Linked DNA regions of Mus musculus: region 1 is linked to region 2. A link is a loop called in an ENCODE intact Hi-C map of the cell type or tissue named here. Cell type or tissue: heart. All regions are shown on one strand. Each heading gives the region's core, and the rest is flanking DNA. Links, peaks and the distances in the headings are about the cores only.

Region 1 (15,640 bases), core at 2,984-10,983, 94 kb after region 2:
TGAAAGAATCCCACAGGACTAGGGGTATAGTTTAGTGGTAAAGCACTTGCTGACCCTAAGTGAGGAACTTGGCTTCTAAAAAAAGAATCCCCTATGGGATCATGGACTCCCAGAAATTCCTGTTCAGAGCATCATGGTTACTCCTATTTCCAAGTTCATCTCTGAGAGGGTCTGTGTGGATTTCCCAGGAGAGGCCCCCACTCATTGCTCTAGCACCCTGCCTCCCACCCAACTCCTCTCCTTCAGTCCCCACACCTTGGTGTACTTCTTGTCTCTGGTCTTCATGGTCACAGGGATCAGCAAAGCCAGCTCTCGAAGCTTGTTCGTGTGGTTTTTCTTATCCTTCCTGTTTGGGGATAAGAGCCAATTTTGGTTATGACACCTAGAATTAAACTTAGTTTCTTTGGAGACAAAGTGATCATACTGCTTCAGCCTCTCAAGTGCTAAGATTACAGGCATGAGCCACCACATCTAGTTTTTAAGGTACACCACCTGCCCCCAAACCTTCAGTCTCATGTCAAGACTGTCCTCTGCCTCCATTCTGGGACAGGCAAGACAGGGCCTCAGGCATCATGAGAACTTATCATTCTCCTATATTATATTCTGTGGATCAATGAGTCCCCAAATCTTGCCCATCTTCCACCTCCCTCCAGCTTTTGTTAAACCCATAATCCCTGCATGGCTGTCTTCACACCCTTACAAGGCTCTCAGCCTCCTATCTGGCCTCCTTCTTCCATGTTTTCCGAGGCAGCAGCTTTCCTGAAACATAAATCTGACCTTGCTGCCCCCTTGTTTCACACCTTGAAGGAAATGCCATTGAGATGAAGCGACTTTCTTTCTTTCTTTCTTTCTTTTTCTTTTTCTCTGTTTCTTTTTTTAAATAGGATCTTGCTATGTAGACCAAGAGGGACTCAAATTCAGCAATCCTCCTGCTTTAGTCTTCCAAGTGCTGGGATTACACGGGTACACTGTAATCCTGGGAGGGTCAAGTTTAAAGGCTCTGTGTGGCTCACAGTACCATTCCTTTTCTGACTCTTTCATACTCACTGAGTATCACTACACAGGGTAGGCGAGCTCAATGCTCCTGTATTCTCTCACTGTGTCCAATGGGCTATGCCACTCTGGAAAGTCAGTGTGTGCTTGCTAAAGACCTCTCAATACAGGCATGAAAGCAGTTGACTTGTGACAACCAAATGCATAATTCATGAGATACCCACATTAGAACATACACAGCTCCACCCTTCCCCCACCAGGTGGAACCATAAAGATGATGTCCTCTCCCACATTACACACCACCCCACTGCTCCCGTGGTGCTTGTAGTGCCCTAGATCTGCATTACCACCAATTCTCCTCATGCTGTCCTCAGGGTCTTCAGTTGCTAGCTCTTGTACCCTGCTCCCCCCAAAATGGCCTACCCTGTCCACACCAAAACAACCCTCTGTTCCAGGTTTAACTCCACTTGGCATCCAATCTCAGGTTCTCAACCTTGCACACCAAGAACTGTACTGATCTAGCTACTAACCACTCCATCTTTGACATTTTAAACCTAGGCCTGGTATGAATGACTGTACAAGTCAAAAAGCCATCAGGCTGGTTCTAATGAAGGTAAGGAGAAGTGTTGCTTGGTTACAGATGCTGTAATAGCAGGCTTTGACCTACAAAATGAGTGGCTTGTTACCTGGAACTACAGCCTAACCAATGAAGTCTTTCCTCAGGAACTAAATCTGGCCAGAATCTAGTCTAGAGGATAAGAGAGGGTGAGAAGGAACAGGTAAAGCTCCAGACAGAGGGAACATGTGGAAAGGCCCTGTGTCATAAAGGAGCAAAGAGAACTCAAGGAAAGTAAAACCCAAGCATGGGAGCTAAGCAAGCAAAGGAGACAAGACTGGAAGAGAACATGGGTGAAGCAAGGTCCTACAGGCTCACAGTACAAGCCATGCCCTGATATCCCTGAATTCTTGTTTAAATGATCCAGCAAGTGCCTTATTATGCATAAGCTAGTTTTAGCGAGGTTTCTACCCATCAAAACCAAGAGTCTATTATTAGAAAGATTCCTTATCTAGAAAGGGGAAAACAAGAGACTGAACTGTTGACCACAAAGGTTCTAAGAAGCAATAGGCTTCAGGACACATGCATTTTCATTTCCTTCATGACCTTCCTTCTGAGTGAGCACAGTACCTGCATAGAGGACCACAGCAAAGAAGGTGCTTAATTGTAATGTTAATAATGGATAAGGAGGGGTGTATTGACATCTATTAAGGGGAAAATAGTACAAGGCAAGATGACTTCAAATATTTTAAATATGTCCAAACTGGATAGATGGAGAGGGAATCCAATCCCTCTGTATGAATTCCCCTTTCAGATTCCTACAGCTGAGGATATAGATCAGTGGTAGAGGGTTGCCTGTCATGCATGTCATGCACAAAAGATTCCTAACATTTGGTGTTCAATGGATGAATGAATACATATTGTGAATGAAAGAAAGGAAGAAAGAGCATTTAAGAACCTTAGATTGCTGCTCTTACAGGGGATCCAGGTTGCAATCCCAGCACCTAAAGGTGGTTCACAATTCTTTACAACTCCAATTCCAGGAGGCACCGCATGAACATGGTGCATGCACAGATATACAGTCAAACAAAACATGGACATACATAAAATAAAGAAAAGAATGTCATATGGGAGATGTAGTGTAGGTATAAAGAAGTTCCTTAGCATTTGACATCAGAAAGCCCAGGTTCATACCCAGCACTCAAACAAACCAAACAACAAACAAAAACCAAAGCACATTAGAGCTTGAAATCACCTCAGAACCGTCTCTGGAAATGAAGGACTATACGCACCTACTTCCTTGTCTGGTGGTTGTAATAGCTATTAGATACAATGGAAGGACTAAACAAACAGTCTAGAAACAGTGTTTAGTAACACCTTGTTGCTACTATTGTTCAGAGTGGGTAGAGCTGCACTGAAGGTAGAGAACAATTACCTGTCAGTAGGACTTGGAGATCTAGCTCTGTGCTGATCAGAGAAACATGAGAATTTGTCTGAACCCAACATCTGCAAAGAGGGAAAAAAATTATTAGTGACCTTTGGGACTCCAAAGTGAATCAGCCAAGTAATGTACGACCTTCCCTACCCCCATGGTACATTTTAAAAAGCACCTAGAGTTCCTAAAATAGGACATAAATATGGGTTCAGGAACCTAAATTAAAACCCTAAACTCTAAATAGAAAATCATAAATCCCAAATGGTAAATTTAAGCTCCTAATAATTGAATCAAAAAAAAAAAATCAGCAAATTTCCAGACATTGATCTCAGAATTCAGATATCAATAAGGGGATGCTAGTGGGCTGGAGAGATGGCTCAGTGGTTAAGAGCACTGACTGCTCTTCCCAAAGGTCCTGAGTTCAAATCCCAGCAACCACATAGTGGCTCACAATCATCTATAATGAGATCTAGCGCCCTCTTCTGGAATGTCTAAAGACAGCTACAGTGTACTTACATATAATAAATAAATAAATCTTAAAAGATGCCAAAGGCTGAAAAACAGACTGTCTAGCTTGAAAAGTGTGGCTTAAGACCTCTAGAAAGGAGTATGGGGGTGTTTGAGACAGGGTCTCTCTGTATAGCTCTGGCTGTCCTAGAACTCACTATGTAGATCGGACTGCACTTGAACTCAGAGAATTCACCCGGCACTGCCTCGCTAGTGCTGGAATTAAAGGAATGTGTCACCACACGCAGTAGATGATGATATTAATAGATGAAAAGTGACTTTAAAAATTCCAAGTGAGGGCTGGAGAGAGATGGCTCAGCAGTTACAAACACTGACTGTTCTTCCAGAGGTCCTGAGTTCAATTCCCAGCAACCACATGGTGGCTCGCAACCATTTGTGATGGGATCTGATGCCCTCTTGTGGTGTGTCTGAAGACAACTACTGTGCACTTATATTAAATAAATAAATAAATAAATAAATAAATAAATATTTTAAAAAATCCCAAGTGAGAACTGGGCACAGAAGCTGATGCCTCCCAGCACTCTGGAGGCAGAGGCAGACAGAGCTCTGAGTTTAAGGCCAGCCTGATCTCCAGAGTGAGTACTAGGACAGCCAAGGCTACATAGAGAAATCCTATCTTGAACGCCCCCTCCCAAAAAAACCCTCCAAAACAAACAAAAAAGCAATGGCTCAGAGATTAAGAGCAGTGGCTGCTCTTCCAGAGGTCCCAGGTTCAATTCCCAGCACCCATATGGCCACTCACAACAGTTTGTAGCTCCAATTCCACAAGATCTGGCACCTTCACAAACATACATGCAGACAAAATGCCAATCCACATAAAATAAATAAATATTTCTTTAAAAAGCCTAAAGTAAGAGCTGAATAAATGGCTCTAGGTTAAGAGCACTGACTGCTTTTCCAGGGGACTTGGATTTAATTCCACATGGTGGTTCACAATTGTCTCTAACTCAAGTTGCAGAGAATTGATGCCCTCTTCTGATTTACCCCAGAAATTCCATGCATGTAGTACACATACATACATGCAGGCAAAACACTCACACATAAAATAATAAAAAAAAAAAATCGGTTCCCTCTGACAGAACTGGCCGCCCTATCTAACGTAGTAAACAACGTGAGGCAGAGCCTTATCTCACTCCCTCACACAATCAAGGGGTTAAAAAATAGATCACAATAAAAAGAAAAATGGGAAACTGGAATTTCAGATTTGTTTAAAAAAAAAATCTAGGGCTGGAGAGATTGGCTCAACGGTTAAGAACACTGACTGCTCTTCCAGAGGTCCTGAGTTCAAATCCTAGCATCCACATGGTGGCTCACAACCATCTGTAATGAGATCTGATGCCCTCCTCTGGTGTGTCTGAAGACACACACTACAGTGTACTTACATATAAGAAATAAGTAAATCTTAGAAAAAAAATCTAGCTGCCCCTGATTCCCACGGATTGAGGGGGCCCAATTAGGCCCGGTCCGTGGCAGCCGGGCAGTGGTGGCACATGCCTTTAATCCCAGCACTTGGGAGGCAGAGGCAGGCTGATTTCTGAGTTTGAGGACAGCCAGGGCTACACAGAGAAACCATGACTTGAAAAACTAAAAAGAAAAAAAAAAGAAAAAAAATCTAACCCGGACTGGTGGCCTATCCCTTTAATCTCAGGACTCTGGAAGCAGAGGCAGCCAGATTTCTGTGAGTTCCTGGCCAGCCAGGGCTATAGAGTAAAACCCTGTCTCATTTAAAAAAAAAAAAAAAAATCAGACAAAAGCAAACAAAATCCTATGCCACCACTAAACAAACTAACAGATAAATAAAAAGTCCTGGATGAAACAAAACAAAACAAAACAACCAAACAAAAAAGCTGGGCATGGTGGCATATGCCTTTAATCCCAGCACTCGAGAGGCAGAGGCAGGCAGATTTCTGAGTTCGAGGCCAGCCTGGTCTACAAAGTGAGTTCCAGGACAGCCAGGGCTATACAGAGAAACTTTGTCTCAAAAAACAAAAACAAAAACAAACCAAAAGTCATGGATGTGCAAAATGTTGACTATTGAACCTCAAATAGGATTACACTCCTAATATCAAGATCACAAACCACTAACTGCCCCCCAACCCCCACACAGTCTCACCTTATACCAGCTCAGGTTTATGTAGTCAGGCTGGACTCCAAATCATAAAAGGTTATATGTGTGAATTACCACAGCCAGCTCAGACCACAAGCCTTAACACTGAAAACCCCAAATCCTAGAGGAAGGATATCCAGGGTATAAAAAAAAAAGAAAAAAGAAAAACCCTCACCACCCCAAATGTAGTGGGAATACCCAAGGGGTGCTTCCCCTTCTCAGAAGAGAAGGAGAGGGGCACTGGGGGAGGACCTACCAGAGGGGTAGGAGGGACTGAGAGGAGAGGAGGGCTGATATTGGGATGTAAAGTGAAAAAAAAATTTTAAAAAGATTTATTTATTTATTATATGTAAGTACACTGTAGCTGTCTTCAGGCACCCCAGAAGAGGACACCAGATCTCACTACAAATGGTTGTGAGCCACCATGTGGTTGCTGGGATTTGAACTCAGGACCTTCATTAGAGCAGTGAATGCTCTTAACCACTGAGCCATCTCTCCAGCCTCGAAAAAATAATTTTTAAAAATGTGTTTCATGTCCTACAATAAATATCTCTAAACTCTAAAACTGTCCCTTCAGATCCTCACATTGTGATTTCCTTCTTAGAAAACTTAGACCTCACGCATGCATCCCACTGAGACCTGGAACCCTAAATTGACACCTATACGCAATGAGTAGCACGACGACTCCAGGCTTTAAAATTAATTCTCAAAGACCCAAGCCGTGCCCACTCCAGAGCCTATTTTCCTGCTTTGATGGTCTCCACTGATACTGAAAAGCCCCAACCCTGTCAAATTAGACCTCTGACCCTCCGAACGTAACCCCTGGAACCCCAAACTAAGATTTCCAGATCTCCCGTCTTCAGCTTCCAAAAGCCGAGCCTCGAACAGGAGACCCCATGTCTCAAACGCCACTAATAACTTTCCAGAAACCCAGCCTGGATTCCCTCAAACACAAAGTCTACCCTCAAACCGGTCTCGAGCTCTGGGGTCCCTCTCCATCCGACCTAGAGCTCCCTAGGGGGTCACGGCCGCAGGGTGTGACTCTGACGACTCCTCACCATCTCCCCGCTACCTCAAGCCAGCTAGAGCCAGGGCGTCTGCCGCCCCACACCCGTTGGTCACCAGCACTCACCTCAAGATTTGCAATATGGCGTTAAGCCTCGACTTCTGCTTTGGCACTGGGCTCACGCTTCGACAGTCTGAAGGCTCCGGCAGCGGCTCGCGCGGCTCCCGCGGCTCGCGGGGTCCCAGGGATGCAGACCGCGTGCCTCCCGACGCGCAGACCGAGCGAAGAATGGCAGGGCGCGAGGCTGTGGCGCGAAGGCACCAGAGCGCCTGAGGCGAGGCCACGCCCCCTCCACGTTCCCGCCACGCGGTGCCAGGCACGAGCAGAGGAGCGTTGGAAAAGGGCAGTGCGGCGAGTGCGCACGCGCACCCGGGGCAGGGCACGGGCCACAGCTCCGACACGTGCTCCCGCTCCCGCGCTCGCAGCATCAGCCAATCAGCTCTTGCTCCATTACCCGCCCTTTCCTCAGGCCACGCCCTCTGTTTTGCCCCGCCCCCTGACCTATTTACCTCAGACCCCAGCAGGATTTGCCAGGTGTCCGCAAGCGCGAGGTGTCTGTACTCCCCCTGCTGGCCCTCCTGTGTCCCCATCCGACCCTTTCGCTTTAGGGCGCATCTGCTTAAAGACCACTGTGTGTCAAGTACCTTGTTCAGGCGGCTAACTTCGCCACCTTTCCCTGAAACGAGGCTTTGTAGACCCCATGGAAATGCCAGTTCCTGTAGCTGCAAACAAAGTAACCTTTAGTGTCTGAGTGTGGATCCAGTCTTGCTATATAGCCCAGGCTTGCCTACTACTTGTAACCGTTTTGTCTCAGGTCTGTCTGGAACGCAAGGAATGCACTACCTTGTAACTCAGGTTACAAACTACACAATTTATTTTTAAAAAGCATTTTAGTTTTAACTAGGTATACATGTTGGGGGGGTGGGGGGGAGGAATACTGCACGCAGGTGTCCCCAGATGCCAGAGGCATCAGATGCCCCTAGAGCTGGAGTTTTAGACAGGGGCTTCTAGGGGCATCTTCAGGGGCAAATGCAAATTCTCTGCAAGAGCGATGTCTTCCTAACCTCTGAGTAGTCTTTCCAGCTTCATCTTTATTTTTTGACACAGCGTCTCATACCCTTGACCAGGCTAGTCTCAAACTCACAGAGGTACACTAACCTCGGCGTCCAAAATGGTGCGATTAAAAGTGTGTGCCACCACGGCAGATTCAAACCGTACATTTTGGAAATGCTGCCAAGATTCCTGCCCTTCTGGAGGCTCTGTTCTACCTGTGATGTGAACATAGTGCCTGGGCTTTTCCTCACTTCGATATCTTGTTTTCTTTATTTGCCAATTAGGAGGTGGTGGTAGGCAAGTGTGGGGAGTGAGATGAAGGTGAGAAATGGGAGAGAAAGTTTGGGAAAACTCATATATTATTAATTATTTGTCAACTAACATGATAAATCAATAAAGTTGTTCTTCCTAAACTCTTCATCCCTCGCTAACGTCCCTTTGAAGTAGCCTCGATTCTCTTTTCAAGGGCCTCGGGCCAAAATGGAGGCGGCTGGACTCTATTTCCCAGATACCCTCGCGGGAGAATTTTCTGCGCCTGCGTATTTTAGTGTGCCCTTAGCCTCCTGGTAATTAGAGTTTCTGTCTCTCAGCCCGCCTAGTTTGTTTCCTACTCCACCTCCAAGTTACCGTATTGCATCTTGGGAGCTGTAGTCCATGGCCGCCCGTACTCTAATTCCCAGTGGGCTTCGGGGCCAGAACCCGGAAGGGGAGGCTGGAGAGGAGCGAGTGGGGGAAACCCGCGTAGTCGGGAGAGCTGCAGCGCGGGGAGATGGTGAGAGCCCCAAGCTGGGTCCTGCGGGTGCTTGAGAGTATGAGCGGGGTGTTCAGGACTTGGGTTCGAGAGGAAGCAAACTGAGGCTAAAGAAAGGGCTGGGTGTGGGGAGATCACTGTGGGTGGGGATTGAGAGGAACGGGAGCCCGAGGAAGTAGAAGAATGGGGGCTAGGGAGGGGTCTTGGAGGTGGAGAGAGTCGAGCTTTGGAATCAGCTATCAAGGGGATTGGGAGCTGGAGGAGTGAGGCGCGGAGTTGGAGTCCTGGCTGAATAGATCAGAGACCCTGAGTGGGTAATTTCGAGGGAGGTTAGTTAGCCTGGTTATATGGAAAGGCATAGGAGTCCGGGATAAATGAGTGAAGGGAGAGGCTAACCACGGATGCATTGGGTTGGGTTGCGGGATTGCGAGGTGGGGCGGCAAGGCCAGTTGAAGAGATGGGAGGTAGAAGTCATCGATGGTCCAGGTTAGCTTCTAGGACCAGGAGGCGTTGTAGGGTGCGTGAGTTAGGAGCGTGGCTGTCAATATCGTGTCTTAATCTAACCAAAAACTACCAATAAACTGGACAGCCACAGAACTCTGGGTTGATATGACCAGATGGGGTCCATAGAGACAACCTTTAGCACCCTTCTAGCCCCGGTCGTATCTAGATATAGTGGTTTGTGTGGGCAGTCCAGCTTTCAGGTTCCTTATTCTCTTTTGTGACCTGCACAGGTCTCTCTGTAACCCTCTTGTGACCTTATATGTATGGTGAGAACAAGCAGGCCATTCTGAAGATAGCTAAAGGGAGGTTCCATAAAAATTGATATTTTTGTTAGGAAAGTTAAGTCCCAGCGTCAAAGCTGTTGGTGGAAAGCTCCCGTCCCAGGAATGTTGACTGGATTCAAGTTGTTAAAAGATTTCCTATTCTTCAGTCCAGCCCCCCAGACATTTTCTCAAAACCTGACAATAGCCTATGTACACCACAGTTTATGCAGGGGACACCCCCGTCCCCAGCCCTACCCCTTTATTGCTAGCATCTTTTTCTAAGAAATGCCCAGGTTCGGTTTCAGCTGTGTGTGTATTAACTCACTGGATTCAGGCGGTGCCTTAAGTGTAGATCTTCATTTCACAGGAAGCAAGTAGAGGCACGGAGAGTTTAAGCAATCTTCTCCATGTCAGCCAACATTAAATGGTAAATGTACAATTGCAATTTGGGTCAGAATCTGCTTTGGTGGAGACACCCGGCCAGAACAACTGTCAGATAGGATTTAAGTCTTTTCTGTGACCTGAGCTTGGAAATCTGTCCAGCTATTAAATGAGATCCATAACCTTGGTAGGCTAGAGAGTTTAGGGAGATAATGTTTGGAAAGTGCTTAGACTAAGTGCATATAGTACACATGTGTTGTCTTGGGACTTGCTGTGTAGCTCAGGCTGGCCTCTTAACTCTTGAACTTCCCGCCTCAGGAGCCAGAGTGCTGAGGTTTATCACTACTGGTGCCCAGATATTATTTGTTGTTGTTTTGAGACAGGGACTCAACTAAAAACTGTGTAGCTGAGGGTGGCCTTGAACTTCTGATCCTCCTGTCTCCATATCCTGATTTCAGGGATTATAGATGTGCACTACCATGCCTGGTTTATGCTGTACTGGGGATCAAACTCGGGGTGTTGTGCATGCTAGGCAAGCGATCTACCAGCTAAACTACATCACTGGGTCATGTTTTTGTTTCTGAAGTGAATGGGCAAAACCAGATAAAGGAGGTAGGAGAGGACCCAGTGAGGGGGCACGGGACGTGCTGTCCCTTGCTCTCAAGTTGCCTCCCCCTTTCTCCTGAGTTTTCTAGTTCTATCTTTCCTGTCCTCCCCATTCCTGAGTTCCTAAGTCTAAGCAAAACTCCTAGGAAGGTGCTCAGAAACTTAATCTGTCTCCAGCCAAATATTAATAATTCACTTGTCCCAGTCTGGCCCATTGCCCAAGTCTTCCAGTGAGTTAGAAATACTGCCGCTGGCAAGTGAGTTGGGGTTTTGTTTGGTTATTTTGACTTTTGGTTTTCTTGATGTTGTTGTGGTATGTGTGTATAAGTGTACCCTCTAACATTTTGGTCAGGGCAGGCAGGGGACGTCTTCTCTGGGAAGTTTAGCAACTTTGTAATTCACTTTGAAACAATTTGGTCTTAGTATATAATTGGCATGGGGTTCTTCTTGTGGGTTCTTCTTGAGGCAGTGGAGGAGGGAGAGGGTCAGCAGAGGGTAAGACTGTGTAGGATTCCGGGGTAAGACTTGGTATTGGTGATGTTTAGGGTCTCTGTATAACCAGAAGTTCACTTATCTAAGTCTAAGATACTCTGCTAACTGAGGCTGCCCTGCCTTCTGTGATGCACTTAGCACATCTTCCTCAAACAGCAAAGGGTTAAGTGAATAGCCTTTGTACTATCTCAACAGGAGCTGCTCAGCTCAAAGTCGGGAGTTAAAGGAAGAAAAAGGGACGCTTTGAAAAATGATTATAGCATTTGTTACTAAGTTGTAAAAAGTTTCCTATGAGCTGGGCTTGGTGGCCCACGCCTTTAATCCCAGCACTCGGGAGGCAGAGGCAGGCAAATTTCTGAGTTCGAGACCAGCCTGGTCTACAAAGTGAGTTCCAGGACTAGCCAGGGCTACACAGAGAAACCCTGTCTCGAAAAAACAAAAAACAAAACAAACAAAAACAAAAACAAAAAAGTTACCTATGAAAGCTAACTAAGGGGAAAGGCAGAAAGATCCTAAGCGGGGAAGGGGAAAAATTCTCTAAGTGGGGAATGGGAAAAAATTTCTACTCAAAATGGGGAAAGGCAAAAAATTCTTCTCTCTCTCCTTCTCATCACTTTGTCCTCAGTACTTATACATCTTTCAGAATACATGCTCACATGTTACAAAGTTCATCACAAGTTCACACAAAAAATCAAATCATGAATTGAAATAGAAGTTGGATTTTTTAAAATTTTATTTAAAGATTTATTTATTTATTTTATGTATATGAGTACACTGTAGCTGTACAAGATGGTTGTGAGCCTTTATGTGGTTGTTGAGAATTGAATTTTTAGGACCTTTGCTCACTCTGGTCGGCCCCGCTCTCTCTGGCCCAAAGATTTTATAAGTACACTGTAGCTGTCTTCAGACACACCAGAAGAGGGCCTCAGATCTCGTTATGGATGGTTGTGAGCCACCAGGTGGTTGCTGGGATTTGAACTCAGGATTTTCGGAAGAGCAGTGGGTGCTCTTACCTGCTGAGCCATCTCGTCAGCCCTGAAATAGAAGTTTACAACAGAGAAAGTTTACATTGCATATACATTAGTAGTAGTTATCTGGCTAAACATCTATCACCTGTCTCAGTTCCACAGGTTCACTGAAGGTTTAAAACCATAACTAAGTTATTCGTGAAGTTTTGTATAGATAAACCCAGTCAATATTTTATCTTCTGTCCTAACACCTGTAATAAATTGTTAGTTTCCTATTTATGACCTTTGGTTAATTGTTTTACAACCTTTTGGAATGTGCTCAGAGTAGGAGAAAGTCTGGTTACCATCTAAGAACAATTAACTGGTGACATCTGGAAGACTGACAGAGTTCTCCTTGCAGTTTTGACTATCAGAAAAGGACCTAATAGCAGTCCCACTACAAAAGAGCTTAATAATCATAGATTTAACTTTAAGAATTCTCGACGGGCGTGGTGGTGCATGCCTTTAATCCCAGCACTCGGGAGGCAGAGGCAGGCAGATTTCTGAGTTCAAGGCCAGTCTGGTCTACAGAGTGAGTTCCAGGACAGCCAGGGCTATACAGAGAAACCCTGTCTCGAAAAACAACAACAACAACAACAAAAACCCAAAACTTTAAGAATTCTCACATCATTAAGACTTAAATCGTCTATTTGTCTATATAGCATCACTACAAGACAGTACATCTTTGTGGATCTGCAGAGATCTGCTCCAAAGGGGTGTGTTACTACTTAGTGCTTGTTATGTTTAATAATAACAGGAAAAGCATATTAATAGCAGGAGTCTTTCCTAAAATGAATTCCCTTACAGCCTTGCTTAATAAGGGCGAGCCTATCACAGATTATATAATAATCCGAAGCAGGCCATCTCAGGATGATCACCTGCTAGTTATTAGCTTGTCCCATCATGGCTCCTGACATGTAATTGTGTGTATGGTGTAGATTGTTTGAACACATGCTTCCCTGGAGAAGGCAGTTAGATCAGGAGCTGGAGGCTGAGGACAGCCTGGTGTGTGTGTGCTGGGCCCGATCCTGCAACCTCAGGAAGGAGAGTAGCATTCTTAACTACTCAGCCGTTTCAGCAACCCAGTATGGGTCTTTTAGGTCACTTGCTTGGAGTCTTTCTTCTTTGTTTCTTTTTCAGAACAGGGTTTCTCTATGTAGCCCTGTCTAATCTGGAACTCTATGTGGACCAGGCTGGCCTTGAACTCACAAAGATCCACCTGCCTTCCAAGTGTGGGGGTTGAAGGCATGCTCTACCATTTTTAAGATGGGCCATACTTAGCCCATGATGTCCTCCTAAGGACTTGATAATAAGGCCATGTATTTAAAATGCTCTCAGTAAGGATGACAGCCTTCTGGGGTTTTCATTCTTTCAAGAAAATAACACTAAAGCTGTTTGTGGTGACACAAGCCTGTCATCACAGCACAATGGAGGTGGAAATAGGAAGAGCTGGAGTTCAAGGCTAGCCTGGGCTTCATGTTTTCTAGAAAGAGAGAGAGAATGGGGGCGGGGAGGGAAGGGGCAAGAAAGGTTGGCATCTGAAAAATGGGGTTTCACTTAAAAACCCTTCATCTATCTATTGAATAGCATGTTGTATGGGGTGCCTGTGGAGGTCAGCAGGAGCCAGTTTCTCCTTCCACCCTGTGGATTCGGGTTGGTTAGGCTTGGCAGCAAGCGCCACAAGTCACCTTACTGGCTGGGATTCACTTCCTAAGTGACCAGAGCCTCTGCTAGGTGCCAGGGCCTGGACTGCAGGCAGACTGGCCTCTGCCCTCTGGGGCTCCCTGTTTGCAAGATGCCAGATTACTGTTCTCTGGCACAAGCAGCTTTGCGTTCAGTTTTCAGGCTCCCTTCGTGCCCACGTTGCCCTGCCTGTGCCGCATTGTTGTGGCAACACAGGGATGTGGCCCCTGTCCTCCCACCCCACCCCCTGAGAACTTTTAACATTGTCTCTTCACTCTATCTTAAATTACCTAAACACCTATTGGTTTAAGGTAAAGCGGAACATCTCTCACTTGTCCCTGTGTGTCACAGCTGGGTGAGCTGACACGGCCCCCATCCCCCCCACCCCCCTCATCCCCCCCACCCCCCCGTCCCCTCCATTTGTTTGTCTTAGGGAGAAAGAAAGAGGAATCAGATTTCCAGATTATTCTGCACTCACTCTCCTTTGTGTCTCCGTTGTGTCTGTTTTGTGTGTTGCACATTCTAACTGTGTAGCTTCAATGCTCGAGACGCAATGTATTAAGTATGCCAGGCTAGCCCAGGACTCACAGAGATCTGCCTACCTCTACCCACTGAGTGTTGAAATTAAAAGGTAGGAGCCACCAAATGTTTGCTTCACTATGTAGTGTAGGCTGGCCCCAAACTTTTGGTCATTTTGTCCCAACTATATGCTGCTGGAAGTATAAGTCTGTGCCACCACAGGGAAGTGTTGTTTTTCTTTCCTCTTCTAAGAGGAGGAGTCTTACATATAGCACAGACTGGTGTTGAACTCACAGTGTAGCCAACAATGACCTTGACTCTCCTGCTTCCACTTCCCAAGTTCTGGGATCACAGACTCCAAGTACCGTGCTCTTTTAACTTTTATTTTAAAAAACCCAAAAAACTGAAATTGGATTTCAGTCTGCTTAGCTGAGGCTTGATCATATAGTGTGCGTATGTGTCTGTCTGTGTGTGTGTGTGTGTGTGTGTGTGTGTGTATGTGTGTCTGCAAGCTCCAGGGATCTTCCTATTTCTGTATGCCACCTTACTCTGCTTTTTACATGGTGGTCTGATGAAGCCCTGGTCCTCATGCTTGCCTGGCTAGCACTTTTTATGCAGATTGACGTTACCTATGTTTTGAGTGTTGTATGTATCTATGTCTGTACCATGTGCATGCCGTGCCTGTGAAGGCCAGAAGAGAGCATCCGATCCCCTGGAACAGACAGTTGTGAGCCACCACGTGGGTGCTGGGAATTGATGGGGATCCTCTGCAAGAGCTGCCAGTGCTGTAACCCCTGAGCCAGTTCTCCAGCCCTGACCCTTTCTCAAAGCACAGCTTTTCTGAAGAGTTTGCCTCTGGCACCTGCCTTCTTACAGAAAAGGGCATGGCCTCTCTGTATCCTTACTGACTCCTTAATTTGAAATCATAAAGTCAACTTCCATACAGCCCAGCCTCTCACCTGTGTATTTGTTTATTTCTGCCTGGAAACTGCTAGCAAGTTTATTTTCCCTTTATCCAATTAGTATGTCAGCCCCTTGAGGACAAGGATTTCTGTCTCCTGTTCCCTGTGTGTCCCCAATGCCTGGAACTACACTTGTCACAGTATAGGTTTTTCTTTTGTTTTGCCTTTGGCAGGGTCTCACTGGGTAGCCCTGGCTGCCCTGAATTTATGTAGACCAGGCTGGCCCTGAATGCAGAGATCTGCCCACCTCAGTCTGGCCCAAAGTACCAGGATTAAAGGATACACCACCACAGCTAGCTACAGAATAGGTTTGTGGCTTTATAGTTTGTTTGGTTTGTTTTTTTCCAAGATAGGGTTACTCTGTATAATATACCCCTGGCTGTCCTGGTACTCATTTTTTAGACCATGCTGGCCTTGAACTCACAGAGGTCTGTCTGCCTCTGCATCCCAAGTGCTGGGATTATAAAGTTGAGCACTGCCATGCTTGGCCTTGTTTTTGTTGATGGGTTTTTTTTTTTCCAAATACATGTAATTTTATGTGTATGGATATTTTGCCTGCATGCATGTCTGTGGACTATATGTGTACAGTGCCCTCGGAGGCCAGAAGAGGACATTAGATCCTCTGGAACTGGAGTTACGGACAGTTGTGAACGATCATGTGGGTGCTGGAAACAGCCTGACTCCTCTTCAAGAGCAGCCAGTGCTTCTTAATTGCTGAGCCGTCTCTCCAGCCT
Region 2 (15,640 bases), core at 3,567-11,566:
CCCCAAAACAAAAAATCCAACCAACCAAACAAAATACCAAAAAAACAAAAAAAACAAAAAAAACAAAAAAAAAAAAAAAACAACCCAATATGAAACTGGGGTCTGTAATAATTTTTATCTTTTTTGTTTTTTTCAGACAGGGTCTCTCTGTGTAACCCTGGCTGTCCTTGAATTTGCACTGTAGATCAGGCTGGCCTTGAAATCATGGAGCTCTGCCTATCTCTGCCTCCTGAGTGCTGGGATTAAAGACGTGCACTAGCACTGCTCAGCTTCTTCAATACATTTTGTTTCTGTTTTTTTTTTTTTTTTTCCAGACAGGGTTTCTCTGTATAGCCCTGGCTGTCCTGGAACTCACTTTGTAGACTAGGCTGGCCTCGAACTCAGAAATCTGCCTGCCTCTGCCTCCCAAGTGCTAGGGTTAAAGGCATGCACCATCACTGCCCAGCCTTTCAAATACATTTTTAATAGCGTAAAGACTTTGAGGGATGGCTCAGCAGTCAAGAGCAACCACTGCTCTTACCAAGGACAGGAGTTCAGTTCCCAGCACCAACACTAGGCACCTCACAGCTGCCTGTAAGTCTAGCCCCAAGCAATTTGACAACGCTAGCTTTTTTTTTTTTTTTTTTTAGTTTTTCGAGACAGGGTTTCTCTGTATAGTTTTGGCTGTCCTGGAACTCACTTTGTAGACCAGGCTGGCCTCGAACTCAGAAATCCGCCTGCCTCTGCCTCCCAAGTGCTGGGATTAAAGGCGTGCGCCACCATGCCCGGCAACGCTAGCCTTTTAAGCACCTGCCCTGATGTGCTCATAATCACACTCATATGCACAATTAGAAATAATTTTTAAAATGTAATAATTGGTTTTAAATGTCTCATTTCACAGTGGTGCCTGGCTAGAATGCTGACATTCAGGAGGCTGACACAGGCATTTAAGGCTAGCCTGGTCTACATACCAAATTCCAGACTAGCCAGGGCTACACACTGAGACACTGCCTTTAAAAAGAAGAGAAAAAGCCGGACAGTGGTGGTGCACGTCTTTCATCCTTGTACTCAGGAGGCAGAGGTAAAAGCATCTCTGAGTTTGAGCCCAGCCTGGTCTACAGAGCTAGTTCCGGGATAGCCAGGGCTACACAGAAAACCCGTCTCAACAAAAATAAAAAATAAAAAAATTAAAAAAAAAATTTTTAAAGGGAAAGAGGTTCTGAGAAGAAATTGAGAAATCAATTATTTGATTTGAAAATAATTGACAAATCAATCAAAATTAGCCAAGTCAGCTAAAATTTTGATTTACATAACAAAATCAATGGTTTTCCTTTTTTTCCTTGCTCTTCCTTTTAGATTTATTTTATGTGTATTATTGCTTTGCCTGCATCTATGTGTATACACCATGTGAGTGCCTGATGGCCACAGAGGCCAGAAGAGAGCGCCAGATCTCGTTTCCTGGAAGTTGTCTTCCAATCTCCAATTGCGTTTGCCTGGGATACTCCCCCGCCTCGCCCCCCATACAAATACTCAAGCACACACACATGCACACAAACCCATGCACAAATGTGCACATGCACATCCAGAGAAACATATACACACACATACAAGCACATGCAAACACACTTTCCCTCATAAATAAATGGAACAAAATTTAAAGACCTTGAAAAACATTTACAGATGTACCCCAGTTTCAGACATGTTCACAGAGGGGAACACATGCCTCTTAGCTCAATGAGACATGATACACACTCCTGTGTCTTCTAGAATCACCCTCAGGCTCACCGTGGAGGCTCACACCTGTGATCCTGCTGCCCTAGACCCCAGGGCAGGAGGACCCACAGGCACTGAGGAACAATCTGGTTATACATTGAAATAGTTTTTCTGACAATAAGTCAGCAACTGTATAAGTTTCAGCTGGTCTAGAGGGTTTTGTTTAACTCCCTTTTTTAAGGCAGGGTCTTGCAATGACGCTCATGTTGGCCTGTAGTCCTTCTGTAGAAGCGTCGGCCTCCCTAGCACTTGGATTACAGATATGGACCAACATACTGAACCTTAACAGGCATCTATTCACCAGCCACACTGTGCCAGGAACTGACCCAAGCATTTCACAGGTTCTGTCTCTAATCCTTACCAGCCTATGTGTGTGTGCTGTTATTACTGTGATACTGTTTTGCGGTTGATGCTGAGGCTTGAATGCCAGAATCACACATACTAGGCAGGGACCACTAGACCACGCCCCCAGCCCCTCCCTGGGGGATTCTAAGCAGGGGCTCTACCACTGAGCCACGCCCCCAGCCCCTCACTGGGGGATTCTAAGCAGGGGCTCTACCACTGAGCCACGCCCCCAGCCCCTCCCTGGGGGATTCTAGGCAGGGGCTCTACCACTGAGCCACGCCCCCAGCCCCTCACTGGGGGATTCTAGGCAGAGGCTCTACCACTGAGCCACGCCCCCAGCCCCTCCCTGGGGGATTCTAGGCAGGGGCTCTACCACTGAGCCACGCCCCCAGCCCCTCACTGGGGGATTCTAGGCAGGGGCTCTACCACTGAGCCACGCCCCCAGCCCCTCCCTGGGGGATTCTAGGCAGGGGCTCTACCACTATTACCCCTTGCTTGAGAGGTGTTATGATACTCATTTTACAGCTGAGTCAGCTATGGCCCAGAGAAGTTGTCAGGAGAAGAGGAAGAATTTTGATACTCTAAAACCTGAGCCCTACCAGTGTCCTGGACCATAAGATGAAAGCTGTGGTCAAGATAGCCAGACATTCCACCCTTGTAGAGCTGAGCATATCTAGTCGGGAGCCAGTTATCCCGAGGACAATGGAAAACACTAAGCATATCAGATGGTTCTTCTCTTTCTAGATATACTTGCTCTGTCTACCCACTTTCCTCCCTCCTCCCTGCCCCCTCCCAGGTGGGGTCTCAGGGCACTGGAGGGGACCTTAGACTTGGTGGTGACTGACTGGAAACCACCTAATTCCTGGTTTTCTGCCACTGCAAGCATTAGCTGGACTCGAGGTCCAGAAAACAAAGGAACCTGCCAGAACAGCGAAGAGTCACAGGCAGGTTACAACCACCTTCACCAGACTCTCCAGTTAGCTCTTTTTTTTTTTTTTTTGGTTTTGGTTTTTTCGAGACAGGGTTTCTCTGTGTAGCCCTGGCTGTCCTGGAACTCACTTTGTAGACCAGGCTGGCCTCGAACTCAGAAATCTGCCTGCCTCTGCCTCCTGAGTGCTGGTATTAAAGGCATGCGCTACCACGCCCGGCTCCAGGTAGCTCATTTCTCCTTCCCTTTGACAAGAGCGTTAGGCAGCCCAAGCTAGCCTTGAGCTAACATAGGATAATCTCCAACTTCTGCCGCTACCTCCCAAAAGCAGAGATTACAAGCATGGGCCAGCAGGACCAGCACAGTTGGTTTCTACCATGCTGGGGACAAAGCCAGGGCTGCCTGCACGCCAAGCAAGCGTTTTACCAACGTGATCCAGCCTACACCCCAGATAGCTTTTTTTGCTCTTCACATTTTTCATTATATGTAGGTATCTGTATGTGGATATCTGCAAGTGAGTGTGGGTGCTGGGGGCGGGGGCAGAAGAGGGTTTCAGCCTCTGGATTGGGAGTTACAGGCAGTTGTGAGCTGCCCAATGAGGATGCTGGGAATTGAACTCAGGTCCCCTTACAAGAGCAGTGCCCTACTCTTAACACCTGAGCGCCCGCTCTCTTCCCCTCTCTGTAGCAGCCACAGGAAGCTCCTTCTAGCAGACGAGGATGGCCAGCCCCTACTGCCCCCACCTCTCAGTGCAGACTTTACAGGTGTTGCCACCACACAGGGCTCTGTAAGCAGTTTTCTGTTTGTTCTCTCACGGTCTTCTTCCCTCCTCTCCCTCCCTCCTTCTGACACAGGATCTTACTATACTGCCCTGGCTACCTTCAACTGTGTGGCAATTCCCCTGCCTCCCCCTCCCTTGTGCTGGGATTAAAGGTGTTTACCACCCCCACCCCCACCCCACCCCGCTCTCCCGCTGTCCAGTCCTGTGTCTGGACCCTAACTCTAACCCTCCCCTCCTCCCCGTCTATCTCCCCAGTCTTCTCTCCTCTCACTTAGTGCTTGCTTGTCACTCACTGCCTCAGTCTCCCTTCCTTGGTATTCTCTTTCTCCCTTTCCCCACTCCCCTTGTCTGCAGTAATTCTTTGTATTGCCATCGCTCCAGGAGCCCAGTTCCTCCTCTCCTCCATGCTGTGGTCTTCCCACCCTGGTAGGCTGTTTCTGTCCCCACCTCCGGTCTTCGAGGGTAAAGTGTTGGCCTCAGGGGGATCCACACAGCCTCTTAATCCCTTGGCACCTCACTCCACTTCTCCAACTTTAGGACACCAGGGCTTTCCTTTTCTGGCTCCCCACCCACCCGGAAGTCCTTCTTGAGGTCTGACCTCAAGCACTCCAGCTGCTCTCATCCACCCTAGGCTTTCCCACGCCCCATGGCTGGGATGAACCCCTGACGTCCGGGTCTGAACCGGATCTCCCCTCCCTCAGGGTGCGGCTGAGAGTGGGGGGAAGCCCTCAGGAGACCTGCCTCCTCACCTGGGAGTCTGGAATTTCTATTTGTTTCCTTATTATTTCTGGAGAAGTGTGTGCTAGTGAGCAAAGCCTGGTGACTTACCAGTTCCAGAACCAACCCACCCCAGCACACTGCAAGGTGCCTTACTGCCCTTCTCTGCAATTGGGGGTGGGGGCAGAGGGGAGTTGTTGGGGTAGCTGATGTGTATCTAAGGTCCCAGGGAGTTACTCCGGGATGCTCAGTTTCTGAGAGCCGGCTAGCCAGAGTAAGACACAGGTATCCACTTGCCCCCCACCAGCAGTTGGGGTTTTTTTTTTTTTTTTGTTGTTTTGTTTTTCTGTTTTGTTTTTTTTTGTTTTTTGTTTTTGTGGGGCGGGTGGCCTTGTCCATTCTTAGTTCCAGATGAATGTACCCCACCCACACTGTTCTCAAGAGGGAGGTGGGCTCTCCTGTGCTGTGCAGGTGCTGTTGGTGCCCTGCGGAAAGAAGTCAGGGGCACCTTCAGACTTTAGCTCCAAACCTTTCCATTAGTTCGTTTTGTGGATACTTCCAAATGACATGTAAGCTGGCCCTCACCTAACTCTCCTTCCCCCAAAGTCTCATTCTGTAGATTAAGCTTGCTATGTAGTCGACCTTAGAACTTCTCATCCTCCTGCCTCAGCTTTCCAAATGCTAGGTTTACAGGCATGCATATCCACAACTGGTCTGTCAATTTCCGTCAGCCTCTACATACACTGTCTCCTCAACTGAGGGCTGGGGAGCATTCACACAGTACTCCCAAATTTTAGTTTTTCTTCTCTAGAACCCTCAACTAACTTCTTCAGATGTGTCCCCAGAAGGACAGACTTGTAGTTGGCTCTCTTAAATCCAATGCTCAAACTCCCAATGACCTGAGATACCACCCTGGCTTCTGCCTTCCTACAAAGTCACCAACACCTCCAGCCCCCTCCCTTTCTACTTCTGCACACTCCCAATTCCTTCCCGGTCAGCTCTGCCCCACCTCACACCTCACCAGACCTAGGACAGGCCCCTCCCGGGCACCTCGCCAACTCCAAGACCAGCTACCCCTAGGGATCCAGGAGTCCAATTCCACAACTTGGAAATACAGACCCTAGCCACCTCCCTCAGCCGCTGAAGCTTGACTTGTTCGAGAGCCCCCCCCCCCCACCTTAAGCCGTCTATGTCAGGAGCTCATGGGTCCAGAACCTCGGCCCTTCTCCCCACCATCACAATATGGACTACAGGGTGCAGAAGCACTCGGACAAACGGGAGTTAGACGTGAAGAGGGACTTTCTGTTTGTTGGGGTGAAGGAATTAATGTAAGTCTAGCAATGCCTAGATGGTGTACATTCTGGAGAGCCCCTGCTGAGGGTCGGGGTAAGGATGGCTGACTCCTGCCACACAGATGTGGATCCTCTTGTCTTTTGATCTTCCAAGGCTGACGTCATCTGAGGACTAGTCTACCTAAGCCACCTGTTACATTAGATTCCTCAGAAGGACCCCCGACCACCCTATTTGTGCCCCTACCTTAGCTCCTCAGCTGATCTTTATCCCGGAACCTCAATTCTGACCCCCGACTGCCCGAAGTCCCCCAACCCCCGTCTTCAACCCTGAATTCCGGCACAAACTTTTCCTTACTGCGGACTACCAATGCCTCTTAGTCTCTGTATTTCTCCTCTCTACTACAGAACTCATTTCTCGAGGTCCTCCAGCTCTATCGCTCTACCCTAGAGCTCCGGTTCCCACCTCCAATTTGTTCATTCGACTCAGGGGCTCGACACCTTTCAAGTATAACTTCGAGGTTTCATTGCTAACATTTTCTTCCGTTGGAAGCAAGCCTTCGCATGGATCTGCAGTCTAAATCGTTCTCCCAAACCTTGTCCCCCGACTCCCACACCTAGAATCTGTGTCCTCAGGTCTGTTGCTCCCACCTGGGCCCACACCACAGCGCCTGCTTGCATTTAAGCCCCACACCTGCCCCCCATTTCCCGCTCCGCCATCCCCGAGGACACACCTCGCCCGCCTCCGGGTAGTAGCTCCACTCGGCCAGGTCATGAGCCTCCATCTTCACTGAGCCCAGCATCCCCGGGGCCTGCGCCCCCACACACCCAGGCTGAGGCCCCCCTGGGGGAACCGAGTGCTTCGGTCTCTCTACAGGCACTAGCCCCGAGTTCCGACCTGAGGCACACAGCCCGGGAGTCCCGCTGGCCCAGGCGCCTTGGGAGGCAGCCACTTTTTATAGCCGGGACACCCCCTCCCGGGCCCGCCCCGGGCTCCCCGCCCGCCTCCCCGAGCGCGGCGCCCTCGGATTGGGGCGCCCCCTGCGGGATCTCAAGAAGAGAGACCTCAGGCACTGGGAGCCTCGGTCCTGGCACCTGGAAGCTTGCGATGGATGAAGAGTCGGGGACTACAAGGCGTGGGGTAGAGAGCCACACCCTGCTGATCCCAAAAGCCCTAGAGCAACAGAGCGGGAGCCGGGGAATCTTTCTGCCTCTAAGTGTTTCATCATCTCCAGCTAAAGGAGGGAAACTCTAGAACCCCGCATGTCTTCCACGAAAGAAAGGAGGTTGACAGAGCTCAGGACTCCACAAGTCCCTATACAACACCGTTTAAGTAGCCCGCAGAGATTCCTGAAACCACATTCCCATTGGACAGACAGGAAGACTGAGGCTTTTGACGTCTGCGAATGTTGCAGGCTCCGTACAGAGTCAGGGTCGGCGGTGGAAAGGCTCAGGGCTTCTGCTCAGACCCCATTAAGGCACCAGATCTCCTCTAAGACCCAGAAACTCCACTCACAGCACTCTCCACTCAACGTTAGCCAGCCGTCTAGGGAGAGGGACTCCGGACCGCTGGGAACTCCATTTCCCAGAAGCCTTCGTTCCCATTTCCGTCCGGCGCCTGCGCAGCGCGGACTACATTTCCCAGAAGGCATGGCGCTCGAAGGCCGGAAATGGCGGCCGCTCCGGTGGACGCCCGGGGAGGGCGGGCGGCTGCCGACGCGGCACGCCTTAGGGGCGGGGACCGGCCGCGGTGCCGGACTCCATTTCCCGGCGGCCCTACTAGTGCAGCGCCTGCGCCGTGTCACGGCGGCGGGCGGAAGATGGCGGCGGCGGCAGCGTCTGCGGAGAGGCGCTGCTGAGGGGGCGCGAGGGGGACAGAGGCCGGAGTCGCGGTGAGCGGGTGGCGGCGTGAGGTCCTGGGGTGGGGGGAGGGGGGGCGCTGACAAGGCCGGGGCGCGAGCGATGGGGAGGGCCTCGGCGAGGGCCGGGAGCAGCGGGGTCGCGGGCCCCCGCTTCTTCCCACACTGCTCGGGACCCATCCTTGCCTTCTTTGGCTTCCCGGTCCCCCGGGGCCAAAGTTCCACCGTGGCCGCGCAGACCTCCTGGGCCACCAGCCTGGCCCTGGCTCGTCCCCCGCTCCGCACACTGCTGCACCGGGCCCTTCACTTCCCCAGACTGGCCGTGTGCGAAGCTTCCCACCTCCGGGCCTTTGCACAGGCTGTTCCTCCCCAGTGTCCCCCGCCCTGGAAACGTGCTGTTATCCTTCGGCCTAACTCCCTTTCATCTTCGGGGTTGGGGGGCTCGGCACCCCACGTCACTGCCCCTGCAAAACCTCCGTTTGCCTCCCTCCTTCCTCAAATCCGCCTGCTGAAGGCTCTCCTAGGTCCCCTTGCCTTGCCTTCTCGTCACGTGTGGTCGAACTTGTTATTAGGATTTTATTTGTGTGCTGCGTGAGGAGGTCCCTGACCCTGGGCTCTGTGTAAGAGAGGACAGAGTGTGTCCTGGTGCCTGCCTCCCAGCACAGCTCGCGCCCAACATACACTGGTGTTGCTTAGGCGATGCTCGTTGAATGAATACAGAAAATACAAAAAACAAACAAACAAACAAACAAACAAAAACACTTGGAGATCCACTCTTTAGGATAACGGGAAAGTCATCGTACTTCCTGGTGGGAGGGGCGGTTCAATGCTGAGCACACAACCAGAGAGGGGAAAACAGTGTTAATGTTTCTGATAGCCAGACTGCAAACATCCCGGCTGTCCTTCAGTGGGAAGTCTAGCAGAAATCACTATATTTACGTAATAAAATGATTTGCAACCGTGGAAAGAAAGGAAGGTGGAAAATAGACTGAGCTCAGTATTTACTAAGAGAAAAAAAAGTGAAATAGAAAATAGTTTCTATAAAGTTGACCATCAGCTTGTCTTGGAAGTTCACATGCGTGGATTCAGCCAATCTTAAGATTGAAATAGTCAGGAAAATGGTTTACACTGACTTTAAAATTTTACATCCTCCCTCAACAATACAATGTAACAACGTTGTTTACATTGTATGTTGAATTAGGTCATCTGGAGGTGATTTAAGCCAGACTTGATGACACAGACCTAGTTAAGAGACTGGGGCAGGGGGATTACAAAGTTACTTGGCACACAAGTGCTCTTACTATACAAGCCCTGAGTTCCCCAGCTAGCACAGCCTAAGAGATGATAACAGTATGCTAGAAGGTCTGTGTAGCACTTGAACACACTGGGAATGGAGCATGGGGCTTTGTGCATAGTAAAAACCTGAATACCAAGTGAGCTATGTGCCCAGCCCAACAGTGCCTCATCCATCACCTCCTCCTCCTCCACCGCCACTACCTCCAGGTTTCTCTTTGTAGCCTTGGTTGTCCTGGAACTCACTTGGCAGACCAAGCTGGTCTTGAATTTGTAGAGCTACGTCTGCCTCTGCCTCCCAAGTAACTGGTATTAAAGGTGTGTACCAGCACCTGGCTTTCTTTCTCCCCCACCCCTTTTCTCTTTCTCTCTCTCTCTCTCTCTCTCTCTCTCTCTCTTTCTTTCTTTCTTTCTTCCAGCGACTCCAGATGGGTTTCAAACTGAGAGCGTCTTACCTCTGCCCAGAGTGCTGGGATTAAAGGGGTATGTCACCCTATCTGGCCAAACAGTGCTGTTTTAATTTACGGCCTGATTTTTGATATGAAGGGAGTCCTGGGGGTCAATTTCTGATACCGATAGGCAGCTGAACATCCATTTTACTAATTAAAAAAAGAAAAAAAGAAAAACAAAAAAGAGAAATAGGAATATATACTCAAGACAAAACAAAGCCCAGAAGATTAAAGAGGAAGGGGAGTTTTGCTGGTTCTTGGTGTATCATCCAGAAGGAGGGTGGAGTTCCTTATGTTCTGGTTCCAGGAGCAGTGTGGTATGTCATGTGGCCATGCCCCTTGGCTTAATGAACAGACATGTGGCATGGCAATGGTCAGAAGCATGGAACAAAAGGAATGCATTGGATGTGGGGTGTGTGTGTGTGTGTGTGTGTGTGTACATTTGGAGTAGGGAAGGCCTCACTAAGGAGGCCCTCTTCTGGGGGCAGAAGAGGCCAGCTGACAGCAGGGTGGCCAGAGGGAGGTGGAGGCCTTGAGGACAGGGCTGTGGCTATGGCCCTGACTCTAAGCAATATGTGGAACTGACCGGCAGCCTTCACATCTTTTTTTTTTTTTTTTTTTTTTTTTTCTTAGTTTTTCGAGACAGGGTTTCTCTGTATAGCCCTGGCTGTCCTGGAACTCACTCTGTAGACCAGGCTGGCCTCGAACTCAGAAATCCGCCTGCCTCTGCCTCCCAAGTGCTGGGACTAAAGGCGTGCGCCACCACGCCCGGCTAGCCATCACATCTTTAAAAAGATAAAACTTAGCCAGGCTAGTGGCTCATGCCTTTAGTCAGCACTGGGAGGCAGAGGTAGGCAGATCTCTGAGTTTGACGCCAGCCTGGTCTACATAGGGTTTATAATCCACTTAGACCTACCAAATTACTTCCACTCCATAGCTTTAAAGAAAAAGATCCTGGCAATAAACTTATTTATTTGCATGTGATGTCTAGCAGGGGTGTTGCTATTTAGTTTATAGGTTAATCCCATTTAAAATGAGTTACCTCCACCAGAGGTGGCAGCACATGCCTTTATTCCAAGCACTCGGCAGATGAATCTCTGTTCAAGGCTAGCCTTGTCTACAGAACAAATTCTAGAACAGGGTTACACAAAGAAGCCTTGTCTCGAAAAAACAAAAGAGCAAAAACAAAACAAAAAAGATAACAAAACCTTAGTTACCAGCAATATTGTCTTCTAGATTTTCAGTTGCCCCATTTATATTTAGGAGTAATCTAAGCTGGCTTTTTAAATTTAAGTTTTATGTTTATTTTGCATATATGGACTATTGCTTCTATTTATGTCTCTGCACCAAGTGTATGTGGAGGCCAGGGTCTCACATCCCCTAGGACTAGAGTTAGAGTTTTGAGCTGTCCTGTGGGTGCTGGGGATCAACAAACTCAGGTTCTCTGGAGGAGCAGCCAGTGGCTTTCACCAGCTGAGCTGACTCTCCAGCCTCAGTTCTATCTTTTAAAACACCTAGTTTAGCCTTTTTCTCTTCTTCACACTGTATCCAGCTCAGTGTAATCCTCCTGCCTCAGCCTTTCTTCATATAATAGATTCATTCATTTTCTCTCTCTAACTCTCTCTCTCTCTCTCTCTCTCTCTCTCTCTCTCTCTCTCTCTCTCTCTCATGCTCCTCGCAGAACCCCTGCATTGTCACTATAGACGTTTTCCATGTTCCTTTCTCTCCTCTCTGGAAACAGGGTCTTAGCTGCCCAGCTGGCTTAGACCTCACAATCTCCTGCCTCCCAAGTATGTTAAGACTACAGGTATGTGCACCTGTCTGGGTCTCAATTCCGTCTTACAGCTGTGCCATCTGTAGGCTTGTTTGTTTATCCCAGTGTCAGGCCTGGGCCCCTCAGGGCCTTGCACATGCTGTACAAAGCTCACAAAGAGTCCTTTAGCATGTAGCATGTGAGAGTCTTTGTAGCCTGTCTCCCTATTTAAGAACACTTAGTTGGATTATGCTGCTTGCTGGTAAAAGTAATGCCAGATGTGGTGCCTTGTCTATGAGTCATTTCATGATTTTGTCAGAATGATTTTGTGATAATTGTGTAGTTCCTCTTTCTCCCTTTTCACAGAAGGAATAGCTTAAGGATGCTGTATTGTAATGAGTCTCTCCTTCCTTCCTTCCTTCCTTCCTTCCTTCCTTCCTTCCTTCCTTCCTTTTTGAGACAGTATTATGTAGCACTGTCTAGTTTTGAACTCACTGTATAACTGAGGCTGGCCTTGAACTCCTGATGTTTCTACCTACCTGCATCTTGAAAATGTTGAGATGAAAGACATGTAGCACCACACCTGGTTATAGAGGTGGCCTTTTTTTTTGAGATGGGGGGGGAGGGGGGAGTCTTGACTATGCAGCCCTAGCTGGCCTGCAACCATGTGTGGCTGTGCACACCTTTCATTCCAGCTCTTGGAAGGCACAGAAGGACTAGGAGTTAATGGCCACCTTTGGCTACCTAGTCAGAGACCAACCCAACCCTGAATTAAAGGAAAAAACCCCATAGTAGACATGAAGCACTGTATCTCCTGTACATGGACATAAACCCCATACCCACCCTAGAGGAGGGACGAGGGCTTTGCAGGGAAACTCACTAGCTTCTTTTCCAGGGAGAACCTGACAGCAGTCATGGCAAGCAGCAGCGGGGACAGTGTCACCCGCCGGAGTGTGGCATCACAGTTTTTCACACAAGAAGAAGGGCCAAGCATCGATGGCATGACCACTTCTGAGAGGGTGAGTGTAGCACAGGGCTGGGAGTGGGGAAGTGTGACTCCTGCCAGACAGCAGAGCACAGGAGGACTGCAGGGATTGACCTGGCCAGCAAGACCAGCCATGACACCTGGTTCTTCTGTCCTTCCAGGTGGTAGATCTTCTGAACCAGGCTGCATTGATCACCAATGACTCCAAGATCACAGTGCTCAAACAGGTGAGGTGGGGGTAAGGGACAGGGAGGGCAGGACAAAAGCCAGGGCAGAGCCACTGAGGGAGGACCGTTAGTCCCTGCACGTGTGACTCATACATGCCTGTACACATACACTTGCACACCTGTGCTGCATTCATACATGCCTGTGCTCACATACACCTGTGCCATACATCATGCCTTGCACATGCACACCTGTACACAACCTGTGCCCCAGAGTGCAGTGCAGTGCAGTGCTGTGCAGCCTGCTCCTTCAGTGTTTCTCAAGATCCAGGACTGGGTAGAGCGCGAAGGCGCCACCTGGAGTTTCTGCATGGCACAGCAGACCTCAGACCTGTAGACCACTCTGACCTCTGGCAGACCTGTGCCTGTCATTGTTTCCTTTCCTCTTTGCAATGAGCACAGTGTGCCTCCCCGTGGCTTGTGAGAGCCTTCATCTGTGAGGGTCTCAACAGTGTAGCTTTGAGATTCAGGGTCAGGAGGGTCAGAGCCGCCAGTGCTGACTGCTCCCCATTCCTGCCTGCATAGACTACATCTGGATTTATTTCTATTTGAGGTTTGTTGTTTATTCTCTCTTTTTTATGTTTTGCCTACATGTGTGTAAGTGCACCATGTGCATACAACCCTGACAAAGGCCAGACAAGGGCATTGGATTCCCCTGGAACTGGAGTTATAGATGGTTGTAGCTGGGTGCTGGGAACCAAATCTACTCCTCTGGAAGAGCATCCAGTCTCTTAACTGTTGAGCTGTCTCCCCACTCCTGCATTTAAATTAACCAATTATTTTCGCTGTCTGGTGTGTATTCTTGTTCACATGGTATAGGTGCTTGGTTGCTTGGTATGAGATGTTTATGCAGTCTTGTAGAGGCCCAAAGCTGATGTGTTTTTCCGTCACTCTCTGGTCTCTCAGTAGAATCCAGCGCTTGCTGATCCATTAGTCTAGCTAGCCGGGTTCCTGGGAGTCTGTCTTTGCCTCCAAAGAGCTGCGGCTGCGGTAGTGCTCTGAGAGCTGAGCTCTGTCCTCATGCATGTGGAGGTAGTGTTTTACCCCGAGCCAGCTGTGGGCCTTATTCTTGTTTTCACTATTTCCTGTATATCTGGACAGGCACATTGAGCTCAGAGGACAACTTTACACCAAGTGGCTCCCAGAGATGCTATTCAGTTCTTCAAGTGGGAGTGGCAAGTGTCTTTTACCCTCTGAGCCATCTTGCTAGCCCTTATTTTTAGTGTTTTAGATAAAGTCCATAGTCTAGACGGCCTTGAGAACATGACAGTCCTGCCTCAGCCTGCCTTGTACTGGAATTATGAGAACCACCACGCCTGCCTTTGGGGCCTGGGTTTATGTCTGCTCCTCCTTTCTTCAACTCAGGTCCAAGAGCTGATCATCAACAAGGACCCCACCCTGCTTGACAACTTCCTGGATGTGAGTGACCAGCCTGGGGATAAGGTGAAGGGAAGGTGGTACTCTCCCGTGTGCCCTGACCCATCTTCCTCTGACATTACAGGAGATCATCGCTTTCCAAGCAGACAAATCCATTGAAGTGCGCAAGTTTGTCATTGGCTTCATTGAGGAGGCATGGTATGGGGCATCATTAGGGGTGCCTAGTTGTCATGGCTTGTGTCCTCCAGATTTCCCCAGCATACACCCAATGGAATTGCAGCCCTGAATGCGCCTCAGCCAATACTTCATAGGTGATTTGTTTGTTAGAAGGGACCAGTCTTCCTTCAGAATACAGACAGCAGCTCACGTTTCTCAGCCGCTGACTCCAAGGCTTCTCTCCACCGGGCTGACATGACATGGGTACTGGGAATTGAACTCAGAGTGTCTTCCAGAGCAGTATGCATTTTTTTTTTAAAGATTTATTTATTTATTATATGTAAGTATACTGTAGCTGTCTTCAGACACCCCAGAAGAGGGCGTCAGATCTTGTTACAGATGGTTGTGAGCCACCATGTGGTTGCTGGGATTTGAACTCCAGACCTTTGGAAGAGCAGTCGGGTGCTCTTACCCACTGAGCCATCTCACCAGCCCAGTATGCATTTTTTTAACTGCTAAGTCATCTCTCTAGCCCACTTCACTCCTCATGCCCTCTTACTATTTTAAAATGACATCAGTCTAATTTTTGTTTTGCTTTTAGACAAAGTCTGATGTGGCTCAGACTATCCTGGAGCCCACTCTGAATTTTTGGTCCTCTTGTCTCTGCCTCCTTGTTTCTGGAACAAGAGTTTTGCCCACAATTCCTGGAATATTATACATAAGTTCACTGTAGCTGTCCTCAAACACACCAGAAGAGGGTGTCAGGTCTCATTATGGGTGGTTGTGAGCCACCATGTGGTTGCTGGGATTTGAACTCAGGACCTTCAGAAGAGCAGTCAGTGCCCTTACCGGCTGAGCCATCTCTCCAGCCCCATGACCTAGTTCTTAAGCATCTATCTTCCTGGGGGGAGTCACAGCCCTCACCTGTTTGTCACATAGCTAGATGATCTGCTGCTGAGAGACCATGGGATCTTTCTGAGCCTGACCCCTCCCTCTGGCCCTTTATCTGTTCTGCTCCTCACAAAACACCAGAGGCCTTCATAGCGAGTCTGCTTCTGCTTGACCTGTGACCCCACTTGGCCATTCCGTCACTTGTGCAGGGTAGCTGAGGTGACTCTTCCTAAGCATTGACTTTGGCCCTGCCCTTTGTGCTGTTGTGCATTCCTTGAAACTCCCTGGGTAATTCTCCACAAGAGAATGTCAGCCTCACAGCAGGGCCTCTGTGTCTTGCTGGCTCCTTGTCCTGCTGTCTGCCTTAAACAAGGTTGGTTCTAACAGTGATGTTGTACAAGCAAAGGCGTCTAATCCAGCCTCGCTGTCCTTGCCTGTGACCTCAGCAGCCTCAGATGTGCCAGTCAGTCACCCTGGCTGAGACGTGGCAGACAGCTCACTTTCTCCTCATTTTTGGCTCTGTGAGGGGAGGAGATAAAACTGCTCTTTGTTATCCTTCTAGCCAGCCAGGAGCTTGAATCCTGATTGCTCTGTTGTTCAGCCTTCAGCACAAGGCATTTGTTTGTTTGTTTTTTGTTTTGTTTTTTGAGACAGGGTTTCTCTGTGTAGCCCTGGCTGTCCTGGAACTCACTCTGTAGACCAGGCTGGCCTCGAACTCAGAAATTTGCCTGCCTCTGCCTCCTGAGTGCTGGGACTAAAGGCGTGTGCCACCACGCCCGGCAAGGCATGTTTTTTAGTTGTTTTTATTAGATATTTTCTTTATTTACATTTCAAATGTTAT

Evidence for each region. A loop is a pair of places that touch in the nucleus more often than their neighbours do. Peaks named below come from ENCODE experiments on the same cell type or tissue, not always from the same donor. Only the 100,000 strongest peaks of a DNase experiment are listed, where the experiment ranks them.
Region 1: a loop joins it to region 2, with 5 times the contacts of the local background. A loop is called at or near these places in 4 of 42 quality-filtered maps.

What each region holds. Positions count from the first base shown.
Region 1 is chr7:19,111,427-19,127,066 of GRCm38, forward strand. Bhmg1 (basic helix-loop-helix and HMG-box containing 1) reads right to left here and starts at 6,918. Exons shown (of 13, transcript NM_001370811.1): 1 at 6,752-6,918; 2 at 2,985-3,055; 3 at 256-346. The coding sequence starts at 3,055. Fbxo46 (F-box protein 46) reads left to right here and starts at 8,433. Exons shown (of 2, transcript NM_175530.3): 1 at 8,433-8,510. In heart, for the core only: CTCF peaks have their summits at 3,466 (motif pointing left) and 7,260 (motif pointing left); DNase peaks (open chromatin) are centred at 6,635, 7,255, 7,875 and 8,385; H3K4me3 peaks cover 2,309 bases; H3K27ac peaks cover 1,990 bases.
Region 2 is chr7:19,016,803-19,032,442 of GRCm38, forward strand. It overlaps Foxa3 (forkhead box A3), which reads right to left and starts at 6,737. Exons shown (of 2, transcript NM_008260.2): 1 at 6,547-6,737. The coding sequence starts at 6,615. Sympk (symplekin) reads left to right here and starts at 7,575. Exons shown (of 27, transcript NM_026605.2): 1 at 7,575-7,704; 2 at 12,062-12,185; 3 at 12,313-12,378; 4 at 13,741-13,794; 5 at 13,877-13,950. The coding sequence starts at 12,081. In heart, for the core only: a CTCF peak has its summit at 6,859 (motif pointing left); DNase peaks (open chromatin) are centred at 4,429, 6,689 and 7,539; H3K4me3 peaks cover 3,244 bases; H3K27ac peaks cover 1,975 bases; H3K27me3 peaks cover 3,568 bases.